2 separate regions of the Mus musculus genome follow, and region 1 is linked to region 2. A link is a contact called in ENCODE Hi-C or POLR2A ChIA-PET data. All regions are on one chromosome and are shown on one strand. Each heading gives the region's core, a stretch centred on a gene start or an enhancer-like site at or near the end of the contact. The rest is flanking DNA. Distances are from core to core; before and after follow the strand shown. Region 1 holds the start of Pla1a (phospholipase A1 member A). Region 2 overlaps Pla1a (phospholipase A1 member A).

Evidence for each region. A loop is a pair of places that touch in the nucleus more often than their neighbours do. ChIA-PET counts read pairs that join two places held with the same protein, here RNA polymerase II (POLR2A).
Region 1: a loop to region 2 is called in a map of heart, with 2.1 times the contacts of the local background. The contact joins the promoter of Pla1a here to the enhancer-like site in region 2. A Hi-C loop is called at or near these places in 8 of 37 maps with a recorded cell type or tissue (adrenal gland, gastrocnemius, heart and 2 more). POLR2A ChIA-PET finds 5 or more read pairs at or near these places in 4 of 5 experiments (Patski and embryonic stem cell).

What each region holds. Positions count from the first base shown.
Region 1 is chr16:38,428,642-38,435,369 of GRCm38, reverse strand. Pla1a (phospholipase A1 member A) reads left to right here and starts at 2,225. Exons shown (of 11, transcript NM_134102.4): 1 at 2,225-2,566. The coding sequence starts at 2,494. It overlaps Gm36333 (a long non-coding RNA gene), which reads right to left and starts at 2,154. Exons shown (of 2, transcript XR_384843.4): 1 at 1,867-2,154.
Region 2 is chr16:38,396,328-38,402,340 of GRCm38, reverse strand. It overlaps Pla1a (phospholipase A1 member A), which reads left to right. Exons shown (of 11, transcript NM_134102.4): 9 at 1,357-1,465; 10 at 4,838-5,002; 11 at 5,806-6,013. The coding sequence ends at 5,890. Among named protein-coding and RNA genes, the nearest start is that of Pla1a, 34 kb to the left of the region's middle. Within about 2 kb of position 2,590, at least 2 of the 3 ENCODE cell types and tissues checked have a DNase peak (open chromatin) inside an H3K27ac peak, as active enhancers do; they include gastrocnemius and heart, where a contact is called at or near this core.

The DNA of each region.
Region 1 (6,728 bases), core at 976-3,475, 33 kb before region 2:
AGACAGCTCCCCCTCCCTCTCCACATTATGCTTGAAACAGTTTTCCAAGCAATTCTTTCTTGCCGTTCTAGGCAATCCTCTGGGTAGCGCTGCTCCTACAGATCATAAACCCACTCTGTTATTTTACATATTAATCTTGTGATTTACTCTGGGTTCCCTTTTAATTACCCTATGAATCAGCATCTAGTGACCCAGCCTAAAGATTCTTAGGAAACTGCAAGAACACATTTCTTTTAATATTGCAAAACAATTCAGAGATATGCCTGCCTAGGTTAAGAACAGATGGTAAGGTAGCCCGGTGGGACTCTGTCCTTAAATTAACATTTCTACCACTCATCAGCCTGGACTGGCTGTGTCCCAGACTGACCTTGAACTCAGGAATCTGCCTACCTCCGTATATGCCTGCCTTTGTATCATTCTGACAAGCTAGCACATAGTGTGTTTCCTTTAGTTTCGTGAAGCCTCTCATAATTCATATTGTGTCCTTGTATTTTGCACAGTTGAGAAATTATATATTTTGAACTCATGTTTTAAAAGTCCTTTCCACAGCCTTAAGGGCTGTCCTGAAGGTCCCAGCCTTTACCATTTTGCTAAGACATGGACACACCTTCACCTTTGGACTTGTCCTCTCAGATTATCATGGAATCATTAATGTTAACAGGGAGGACATTCCTTAAAGGAGGAATGTAAGGTATGTACATTATTATACAAACAAGCCTTAGGCCCATGGCAGCCATCAACATTCATAGAGGCTCAGATGTGCTGGCCTTGTCTCAGAGGCAGGGACCATGTTATTCTGTCCCCTCCAAGGCCATGCTGGGCTTGGCACTCACTCAGTCAACTAAACAGGACTTAAAAGAGCGAAACACCAAGCTTGGGGCCTGCATGCATCTGCACCAGGCCCTCTGCATATACATACGTCATGGCCGTCAGCTTGGTGCTTTTGTGGGACTCCTAACACTGGATCTGTGACTCATTTGCCTGTCCTTGAGACTCTTTCCCTTATTTTGGGTTGCTTTGTCTAGCCTCGATATGAGGGCTTTTTGCTTTGTCTTATTGTCATCTTGCTTTGCTCCATTTGGCTGTCATCTCTTAGAGGCCTTCTGAAGAGGAAAGAGATGGGGAGTAGATCTCAGGGAACGAGCATGTGGGGAAGAGCTGGGGGGAGTGGAGGGAGGAAAAAATGGTCAGGAATTATTGCATAAGAATCTACAATAAAAATAAATAAAAAAAAAACAACAAATGAAAATGGTGGCTTTCTATGGACTCTGGAACTGGAAGGAAGAGACAACAGTGGGTAGGAGATTCATTCTTCACCATAAATTTTCATACATTTCAAATTTTACTTCGTGTGTGTGTGTGTGTGTGTGTGTGTATGTGTGTGGCAGAGATCCATGTCTGCTGACTTCTACTATCTTTCAAGACAGAGTCTGTCACTGAACCAGGTACTCACAATTGCTAGGCTGCCCATGGATACACCCAGGGCAGTGGCTCTGTTCTGGTATAACCTGTCCAGCTCTAACCCCCTACCCGGTATCACCTTTGTACGCTCTGGATGTTCCCGGACAGGGCTGGAAAGCATGTGTGCCAACAGCACTCCTTCACAAAGCTACTCTTCCGAAAGATGATGCTTGCCTGCTTCCGGCTCTCCGCCTTGTAATGGTGTGCTCCTGTTGCAGGAACACTGACCCAGGAAGGGCCCTGCCCTGCTCTAGCCTGCAAAAATATCAGATTCTGTGGTCTCCACTACCCCTGGAGTGAGGTGGCAGCACGAGAGGACAGACTCCCTGGCTCCAAACCCAGGCTAGACCACATCCATCAATAGTGTTCCCACGTCACTCACATCTCCTGCTCTTGGTTCTTTACCTGTGAGCTCAGGCATCAAGATGTCTCTTCTCTTGGGTTGGACTTGACTTCCTAACCTCGAGAGGCTGTGGAAGGCAGCAGTACTTTGCAGAAGCAAATTGGATCTCCCTTTACTCTGTCCCATAAACGTACCCATACGTGTGTCATTGGCTGCACACCGGGTGAGGTTCCCTAGGGATCCAAAAGTGAAAGAGCTTTCCAGCCTCCAGCTGCTCAGTATCCCAGGGACAAATATGTCCACAGAAATTCCATTACGGTGAGAGTTTTGTAACCACTGGGAGATGAAAGGCTGCCTTGGGCCATCACTGAGATTTCATAATGGGAAAAAGTCACTTCCTGATCTTCTTTGGTGCAGAGAGGAAGAACGGTATGTTTCAATGTCCCCTGCTTAAAAAAAAAAAAGTGGGAAGGTTGGCTCATTTTCATTGAGAAGAGGAAACTGAAAACTCCAGAGGTTAAACAAATAGGAAGGTTTATTTATTTATTTATTTATTTTACAAGCCACAGAGCCAGTTAATGATTCCTAAGTCCCAAGTGGGTGTTACATGTTTGCTTGAAGGCTGGGCCATGTGACATCCCAGGCTTGGGGACTCTCCTTCATTCTGGCTCCAGGACTCCAGCTCCACGATGCGTCCTGGCCTCTGGGAGACATGCTTCTGGTTGTGGGGACCACTTTTATGGCTCAGCATTGGAAGTTCAGGTAAGCCAAGGGCTTGGGTGGAACCTTATTTCTTAAACTGTCCTCTTACACAGCACTGACTTTGGAAGGTCCCCTAAAAGTTCTTTATCTCTGGCGGCGATTTTAAAAGAAAGGGGAAAACCCTCTTATCATAACGGGAATTAGTGGTGAGACCAGTGCCTTCTTGGGACACCAAAACTGAACTTCCCCCATCTCCTGACTCATTTTTCTAAAATCCGAATTATAACCCTTTTCACCTTGTTCAAGCCAAAGTGACTGTAACAAAAATTACCTTTGACTAACTCTCAATATTAATTTTCATCCTACTAACGGCTACTGTTTTCTATGTAGTTACTTTTTAAATTTTTTTTTTCAAGACAGGGTTTCTCTGTATAGCCCTGGCTGTCCTGGAACTCACTCTGTAGACCAGGCTGGCCTCAAACTCAGAAATCCACCTGCCTCTGCCTCCCAAGTGCTGGGATTAAAGGCGTGCGCCACCACACCCGGCTGTAGTTACTTTTAAGTTTGCCAAACTAACTTTTGGGAAAGTTCAAGAACATTTTTGTCATACACACACACACACTCGCACACATGCACTCACATATGTATGCACACACACACCTCACAGGCCTGCACACAGGCAGAACAATCAGAAGGGTCTCGTGTCTCCACCTCCCAACCACAGACTGCTTTTCTGTCCTCCCCTAAGAGGGTTCCCATCTCTCAGCTTCTGAACGCCCACCGGGACTTGCTCAGACAGCGCTATTTCTAGCCTTTGCCTCTTGGGAGGGGTCTTTCCTCAAAGCAATTCACTGCCCTGCTCAGCATTTCCAAATGTGTTCCAAAGTCCGGATCACACAGATCTATTCTCTCCTTACACCCTAGGCAGCTTTTCCTCGGCTTCCTGTGGGGTTTTTGTCTCCCTTGGTTGTTTGTTCCTATAAGGGGTGGGTCTGGGGCTCCAGTCTCTTGCGTACATTTAGTCCATGTAGGACAGGCTTAGTGAATGGTACTGCACCCCTGCCCAGTGAGCAGCAATGAACTGGGGGAGTACACGCTGAGCCGGCAGACATGGATTAAGTATATCTATCTGTCTTTGTGTTTAGAACTTTGAGGAAGTGACTTTTCTTTATCTGTCCTTGGAGACTGTCCTTACCAAATTGGGATGCTGTCAAGGACTACAGGAAGTGCGTGCACAAACTGGACCTGTAACAGTCGCTTATATTCGGGTGATTGTATTTATTATTAGTGAATAGTTGATGGGAGAAAGGGGGAAAGAACTGTCACAAGCCACTTTAGGAAAAAGATAAGACATATCCCAGATGCTCCTAGGGGAACTTCGGGTGCTGTTGGGAGAGGTGGTTCAGCAGGCTCCTCTGTTGCTTCACAGCAGCTCTGCCCCTGATGGGGGGTGGGGGGAAGGTGTTCCCTGCCAGGCCCAAATTGAAATGTCAGGGTGGGAAGACTGGAAGAGAATTGTCCCCACACTTTCTTTGCAACCTTGCCTGGCAGCAAGCTCACAGTTCCAGACACAGACGGAAGATCAGAAGCCTTGAGTTAGGTTATTGGGTTGGGGTTAGGATAAGGACTGATCAGTTCTAAGTGTGGATGGGATTCCAGGTACCCATGCAGGAAGAGAGCAGGCAGTGCTTGCTAGCAGGGTCTCCAGAGCCCTCCCCCATCGGCTTGCCTTTGTTTGCTGCCCTCTTTCTTCAGACAGACCTTGCAGGCCCAAGCTTTTCTATTTCCCAGCTATTCCCTGACATTTCTGCCTTAACTAAGTACTGTTGTCAACAATGACGGTGGTTTTTTGGGCTAACGTTTCCTGCTCTTTAAAAAAGGGCCATTTGGGAAATCCAGTAGGTTGGTGGATAGGGAGAGATAGAAAAGGAAAGAGCAGAGTTCCCTTCAGGCCTCCCAGAGGAAGATGAGAGAAGAAGGTGTTAAAGGAGACAGGGCACTCAAGGCAAAGGAAAGGAAAAACTCAAAGGAGCAGGAGCCATGAACACGGAGGGTACCAATTGTGCTTCTTCACCAAGATGGTCTCTCTGTCACTCACCTTGCTGTCTTGGCTGGGCACCTGCACAATTCTTCATGGACACCCAGGTGATGGTCTCAGGTGTATTCTTTCTTTAAACACTTAATTATATTGACTGATTGATTGATTGTGTGTGTGTGTGTGTGTGTGTGTGTGTGTGTGTGTTGCACATCACAGTGATCATGTTGAAGTCAGAGGACAATTTGGATGTGGGTGGATGTTGGCTTTCTTTCTCAGCCATGTGGATACCAGAAACACAAAGCCACCCTATGAGCTGAGCCCGAGTGGTCCTGAGTGTTTTCTGAGTCAGATGGCGTTACAGGATTCCTCAGCCCCACAGGCCTCGTATTCCAGCTTCCTGTCACCTCCTGTGGTTATTTCTACTTTATCTGCAAAATGTTTTGAGTTTTTGAGAGTAGCTGGGGCTGGCATCTTATCCTTGACCCCGTAGACCCTGGAGCTTTGGTTGCCTAAAGAGAAAACAGCTGGGCGTGGGCCTCATTTTCATTTCCTGACATTAAAATGATCCTGGCCCTGAAAGAACACTTCATCACCTCCAAAAGGGTCTCTAAGGTGGCCCTCATTCGTTACTGCTGACAAAGTGACCCACAGACCAGTTAAGAGCACAGCTATGTTCAGTAGGGGATGGGGGACAGAAAGCTTAATCGGAGTGTTAGAAAGCTCAGGGTCTGCTCAGCTCTAAGTTGAGCTGGGAAAGAGGAAGCTGAGGAGAAGCAGCTGGGGTGGCCTGAGATACTCACCCCTCAACAGCCAGATGAAGGTGATGCCTCTCTTGCATGTCTGGAAGGAGCCCACCTTCCAGACAGCTATGGTGGGAATCTCCACCTTTCTCCCAGTCTGCAGTGTCCTCAAAGCAAAATGATAGAAGGGCAGCCAATATTTAAGTCTATGTCATCCTTCCTATAGGTTGTAAATATCCCCCACCAGCCGGTATGCCACGAAAATGAACAGCCAAATAAAGCGAAAGCCACCATTTTTAAGATTTAAACTGCAATGAGGCATGAAACTTGATTCTGATTATAAAAAAAACATAGCTCAAAAACGGAGTGTGAGCCAATCACAAACATTTCATATGTGTAAAATATTTTTATTTATGTAAAATACATATTCTGGCCCTGTGTGTAAAATTCTTTCTGTGGTTATTAGTTCTTGCCTAGCATGTGCGAGACCTTTGGTTTAATCTAGGCTAAATTAATCATTTGTCTTAACCCAAACGAAAGATGGGTGGTCTTGGGATAATGACCCTTTCATAGCTTCTAAACAGACAGGATGCTTTTGTGTGCAGTAGGGCATCTAGGATGAGGGTGGGATATTCTCATTTTTCGATTGCATCAACAATCAGGCTAGATTCATCAAAGCCCTCACTCCACATGTGGTTCTAGCTTGTCCAACCCAACCAAGCCCTTGGCTCTCACAACTGATGCCCAGGGACGGTGCCCTTGCCTTGGCCGTTCTGAGCCCCATCTAATCTACCAAGCCTTTCTCTTCTCTTGGACAAAAGCGTTTTCAGCATCAGAATCTCACGCTCAGTATTTTGGGCCCGCAATAGTGCAATGTCTCATGATCGTTGTCGTAGTCATTCCCCACCAGAGTGTGATCTCAGTGGGGGCAAAATTATGTCTTCTCTCTTTACTTCATTTGCTCTTGTCATTGCAAGGTTGCCTGAGCCTTCTTGAAATCACTCACCCTGAGAACTGGCTCTTTGTCAGTTTTGGAGGAAACGCATCCATCCTGTAGAACAAAGTACACCTACCTCCTTACTTTAGCTAAGGAGATATTCCAGTGGGCTTTAGAGGGTGGTGACTGGAACAGTCCGAAGCCCATTTGGGACCTGAAACACTTCACTAGCAAAGTCAAGGGGGCAGGAGCAGGGGCGGGCCTGGGTATAGCAGGGCGATTGGAATTCCGCCGGAAGTAGCTTCTGTTCTGAGTACCCGACCTGAGGCGCTCTGTGTGAACTTGAAAATGAAGAAGACAGAGTAGAGTGGCTCTCCTCCAAGCCCAGGAGTTATGTCACTTGACTTCCGTCCTTGTCACCTGCCAGATCTGTTGCCTCTCTACTTCCCACGTTCCCTTTAACAAGTCCTAGAACTCTGTTTTCCCAAGAGGAAAACTGAAGGTGAC
Region 2 (6,013 bases), core at 1,341-3,840:
AATCCTTCCTTACCTACCCTCCCTTATCAGACAGTCAGCCAGTCCTTACTACTTCATGTCACCATGAGCTAAGATGTTCACCTAGTCTATGCTTCTATGTTGGTAATACTGTTGTTGAGAGCCCTAGCATCTATACTGCTCAAGGGAGGCTCAATGTAACGGCCAGCCAGCTAAGCTCCTGTATATGGAGAAGGGGAAAGGGATACCGCTTTTTGTTAAATGAGTTGCTTATTTAGTATATGTCCTTGTCTGTTTATGCTGTTATAATAAAATGTAGGACTGGGTAATTTACTACACTTGATCTTAGCCAAAAGGCCAAGAAGCGATGACTGGGTAATTTACAAAGAACAGAAGTCTTTATTTTCTCAGTCTTCTGGAGACCAGAAAGCCAAAGGGCAAGGTGCCGATATTTGGTGTCTGAGGGCTGTTCTCTTTGCTTTCTGATGGCATCTTGTTACTGTCATAGGTTTTTACCCAATCGAAGACGGAAGGACCAAAAAGTCCCTAGCTAGGCCCTTCTGTCACTTTTAAGGTACTGATCTACTCAGGAACACCATGGGAGCGCTCACTAATCCTATTTGACTAGCTTAGCACACCAGCAAGATCTGAGGTCTGGCCTGTCTCCTCTCTCCCCCCCCCCCCCCCCAAGCAGTGGAGTTTCAGGCACGTGCTGCCACGCCCAGCTTCTTACACAGGTGCTGGGGATCCAGGTTCAGGTCCTTGTGCCTTCTCATCAAGCACTTAACCATCTCCCCAGGGGTAAAGGTTAAATGTGACTTTTGCTGGACCAAAGGCATTCAAACAATAGCAGTAGATGCTGAATCCTCCTTGATATTCTTAAGAGTACATCTCCGCCATCAAGGTGGGTTGGTGGGTAAACATGACTATTCCCAGATCTGATGACCCAAGTTTACTCCCAGATGGAGGAAGAGAAGAACCAATTACCACAAGTTGTTGTCTGGTCTCCATGTGCACCACATGGCACATGCACACTAAGTAAATTTTAAGTGTGATTTTATAAATGTTCCCTCACAATAAGGTCACCAAACAGAGAGGAGAGAACTACTCTTGCAATAATAAAAACTCACACTTTCTGAGCATCCCCTAGGCGAGGGCACTGTCCTTGCTCCGGCCAATGGATAACTATTAGTCCTGTTTACACTTGAAAAACGCGGAGGACCTGAGATAACAAGCAATCTGTGCCGAGATAACAAGCCAGTGCCTTGGAGGTAGAGAATCCCAGGCAGGCTGCTGCTCTTTGGGGCTTTCACACTTGGCCCCTGTGCCACCTGGTCACTCTTGGCCCCTGGACCCCTGTGCTACCTGCCATGCCTTTGCTGTTCTTTGGTTTCCTAGTGCACCACAGCCTTGTGGAGTTTTATTTGAAGGAGAAGAGAAAAAAGGATACCAGCATCGAGGTCACGTTTCTTAGCAACAACGTAACGTCCTCGGTCAAGATCACCATGTACGTAAGTGTCCTATGGCTAAGCCTCTCTTTCATGTATGTGTATGTTCCAGGTCAGACACAGTGTGATTGCTGGGCCTAGCCCACCAAGCTGGGGACAGTGCCCACTACAGATCTACTCCCAGATAAGAGTTGTAGGTTTGGGATCAGTACCACCTTAAGCACAGTGTATTCAGATGCTAGCAAGCAAGGCTACTGGGCAGCACCAGAGGCGATTAGTTCTCAGTAGGAAACTGCTCTGGGGTCCAGCAGAATTGTATTAGGAAGGAGAGCCTCAGCCACCATCCACCTACAGGGGTGACCAGGGCCTTAGGAGCTGGTCCATAGAAGAAGGTTAGGGCCAGATGGGGGCTGCTTCAAGTTTGTCGGATCATAGCTGATCATTTCCATTTCTTTGGGGCAGACTTGGCTCTGGGGAACTGGTGGGACCAGGTTTGGGGCAAGAGAGCGGGGTGGGGCTGGGGGAGTCAGGGACAAGGTGGGTCTGTTTCTTTAAAAAGCAATTACTAGCCAGCAGCTAAACCACCTAATCAGATATGTAAACACTGGTTCTGTTAGGGACCAGTGAGGAAAATAGAGCTGATGCAGGAGAGACCCCAAAGGGGTCTTGGCAGAGCATACTAATCACAACCGCACTGGAAAAGCTGCGGGAGATGGGAGGCGAAGGGGAGGGAAGGCAGAGCTTACCGCAGAGGCTGCTGGGGAGGAGTCAGAACCCCCACAGGAAGTGTAGCCCCTTCACAAGCCCTGCCCAACCCAGAGTCCCTCACGGGCCAGTGCCCGCTTCCTTCAGACAGCTCTTGCCAAATCTGCTGACAGAGTAGTCGCAAACAAAGGTCTGCAGGAGGGAAAACAAAAAAGAAAAAAACAACACTGAACGCAAATAGGGGAAAGAGCTGTGTGCGCCTCTCTGAACATTTCCCGGTCCACTGCACTGAGGCGCAGAGAGAGCGCCTAAGTGGATCTGAGGATGCGACAAGGGGATCAAAGAATTGGCAAAAAGAACACAGAGGTGTGCCAGCAAGACAAAGCCAAGGTGTGGGATGTAGGACAAGAGAAGGCTGGAGAGATAAATCAGGCTTGGAAGGACAAATTAGACAATATGGTTTCTGGCTGGAGAGCAGCTTGCTGAGCCTTTGGGCGTGTTCAAAAGGAGAGTGACCACATCGCCTGGGGGTGGGAGGGTGTGTTCTCAGGCTGCCCTGCTGAACTGTGCTGTGAGGGAAAACAAATCCCTCCCGAAAGAGGTCATTCCCCTTGAGCTCCCCTACATCCTGCCACTGGACTGTGCTCTGTCTGCAGATACTGGCCCCTCCGGGTCATGGATTTGCAGGTGCCCACAGCGGTGGCTTGGGGACTGTGGTGGACTAGAATGCTGAGGACTTTCCATAGTTATTTGTTTAAAGTTGTGTTGCTACAGGAAGGGCTTTCCTTTGTTTCTCTAGTCAGTTGGTAGATGAACAGATACTAATGGAGACCTTGGCCCTGACACACTAGGCCTTCTGTATGGGTAAAACCACTGTTCCCGCCCACCAGTCACTGGAGACTTGGAGCAAGCCGAAGCTGAGGTTCTCTGAGCCTCTCAGTGGGCCTCTCATAGGTGGTTAGCCTTCATGCCCAAAGGAAGACACGTGACTCTTGAAGAAGGACACTGAATGCATTAACTCTAACCATCTCTCTCTCTCTTTTTTTTTTTTTTTTGAGACAGAGTTTCTCTGTATAGCTGGCTGTCCTGGAACTCACTCTGTAGACCAGGCTGGCCTTGAATCCAGAAATCTGCCTGCCTCTGCCTCCCAAGTGCTGGGATTAAAGGTGTGCGCCACTGGCTAATTTTTTTTTTTAATTAAAAAATTAGAAATTAGAAGGATAAGTGCCAGGGAGAAGTATGTTTTGCCCCTACTTTCTATTATTTTGTAAAAACCCAAGTTTTCCTTTTTTCCTTTTTTTCGAGACAGAGTTTCTCTGCAGCCCTGGCTGTTCTGGAACTCACTCTGTAGACCAGGCTGGCCTCGAACTCAGAAATTCGCCTGCCTCTGCCTCCCAAGTGCTGGGATTAAAGGCACGTGCCACCACGCCCGGTATCAAGTTTTCCTTTTAGGTGGACAATTTACCCAAGCCAAGCCACTCACTCAAAGCAACTTTCATATCCCTTATAATTTGTAAGGTCTTGGATAAAAGCAGTTTCTTGAATCCTAATTTTCTCTGACATATTATAAAACGTTTCCAAGCAGGGGCAGCTTTTCTTTACCTGAACAAAGTCTTTCTGCAAAATGAGGCAACAATCTGTATGCCTGCCTCTGGATGAGAAAAATACACCACAAAGACACCACCGCTCTGTAAAACTGGAGAGAAAAAGGGGGTGGGGCTGGCGATGAATCAGGACCCAACCTGCTGTGGTGTGGAGAGGCATCTGAACCTTGCCCTCTCCCTCCTTCCCAGAGTCCCCCACTGTCTCAGAGATCAGAATTGAAGGACACACAGTCCACTACCCAGGCCCCAGGCAACCTGTTCCTCTCGCGGCACAGCTGGATTAAGCATTTTTCTTTGGGAAAGAGCTGTTTCAGAAATCTTGAACTTGAGTAATCTTGGTGTACGGTGAAAGACTCACACGGGAAGTCCCTTAAATAAAAATGTTTATTGACTTTCCAATAATGAAAAAGAATAGGGATCCATCCCATAATCAGCCTCCAAAAGCTGACACCATTGCATACACAAGCAAGATTTTGCTGAAAGGACCCTATATAGCTGTCTCTTGTGAGACTAGGCAGGGGCCTAGCAAACACAGAAGTGGATGCTCACAGTCAGCTATTGGATGGATCACAGGGCCCCCAATGGAGAAGCTAGAGAAAGTACCCAAGGAGCTAAAGGTATCTGCAACCCTATAGGTGGAACAACAATATGAACTAACCAGTACCCCCAGAGCTCCTGTCTCTAGCTGCATATGTATCAGAAGATGGCCTAGTAGGCCATCAGTGGAAAGAGAGACCCATTGGTCTTGCAAACTTTATATGCCTCAGTACAGGGGAATGCCAGAGACAAGAAGTGGGAGTAAGTGGGTAGGGGAGTGGGGGGGGGTATGGGGGACTTTTGGGATAGCATTGGAAATGTAAATGAGGAAAATGCCTAATAAAAAAATTAAAAAAAAATTAATAATAAAAAAAAGAATAAACACGTATTTTCTGGGTCACATTCAAAACTGTTGGCCTGTGCGCAGGGGGCCAGTGAGGATTCAAAAACGCTGCGTCTCGTTTTTTAAGGTGCCCGTGCCTCTGTACTTGACAGCTAACAAGGTTTGCCTGCAAAGCCCCTTAGTTCACAGGCCAGTGAAGCACAGACCGGTGCCGGCTCATCCTCTCTCCCTTTGCCTTTCAGACCTAAACAGCAACTGGAAGGGAGAGGGGTCATGGCTCATCCTAACCCACAGTGCCAGATAAACCAAGTGAAGCTCAAGTTCCAAGTTTCTAGCCGGGTTTGGAGAAAAGACAGAACTCCTGTTGTTGGGACTTTCTGTACTGCCCCTCTGCCGGTCAATGACAGGTGAGTCACAGAACCCACCCCCTAAGCACCCCTGCAACACCACCAAGCACAGCTCTGGATCTTCGGGGTGTTGCTTGATGGAATTCAACCTCAATAAAGTGATAACTGTCTTAGGTGAGGAATCCACTGGGACCCCGAGTTCTCCCCAATCTTCTATAGGGTCATACTGAATTGAAGGGTTTTTTTTTGTTTGTTTGTTTGTTTTGTTTTGTTTTTGTTTTTTTTGTTTTGTTTTTCGAGACAGGGTTTCTCTGTATAGCCCTGGCTGTCCTGGAACTCACTCTGTAGACCAGGTTGGCCTTAAACTCAGAAATCTGCCTGCCTCTGCCTCCCAAGTGCTGGAACTAAAGACGTGCGCCACCACTGCCTGGTGGAGTTGAAGGTTTTAGGGAGGAAGCTGGAGAAGCTGGTCTTTAATTCTCCTCCTGGTATTTAACTTAATACCTCCATACATGAAGCGTTTGCATCTGCTTGATGCATTTGGTTTTAGTTGCAGTTTTATCAGAATATTTATCACAGTGTATTTCTCCCTCTGTGGCCTCTCCTTCAAATGTGTCATTGGCATCTTGGGTGCGGATCTAGACTCTTTCCTCTGCCTCGAGTGGGCATTCCAGTGAGTAGCCTCACCACCTTACTATTGGCACACAGAGAACAGGAATAGATTATGTAGTAGGAAAACGTAGACTCCTTTCACTAGACATGGGGCACAGGAAAGAAAAGACATACAACTTCTAGCTCTTTCTCCTGATGACCAAGAACCTGCCTCTCGTTGTTCTGCAACAATACGTGTGTTGTTCACACAGCAAGAAGACGGTCTGCATACCTGAGCCAGTGCGTCTGCAAGCAGGCGTGCCTGCTTTCCAGGACCTGAAAATAGCCTGCGTGTAGCCCGAGCCTATGCAGGAGGCAGTGGCCGCAGTTTTCCGAGGGCAGTGTGCCAAGAGCTGTTTGTGAGAGCCGTATTTCACCCCATTTCTACTAAAGGGGAAGGCCAAATTCTTGGTGGTTTTC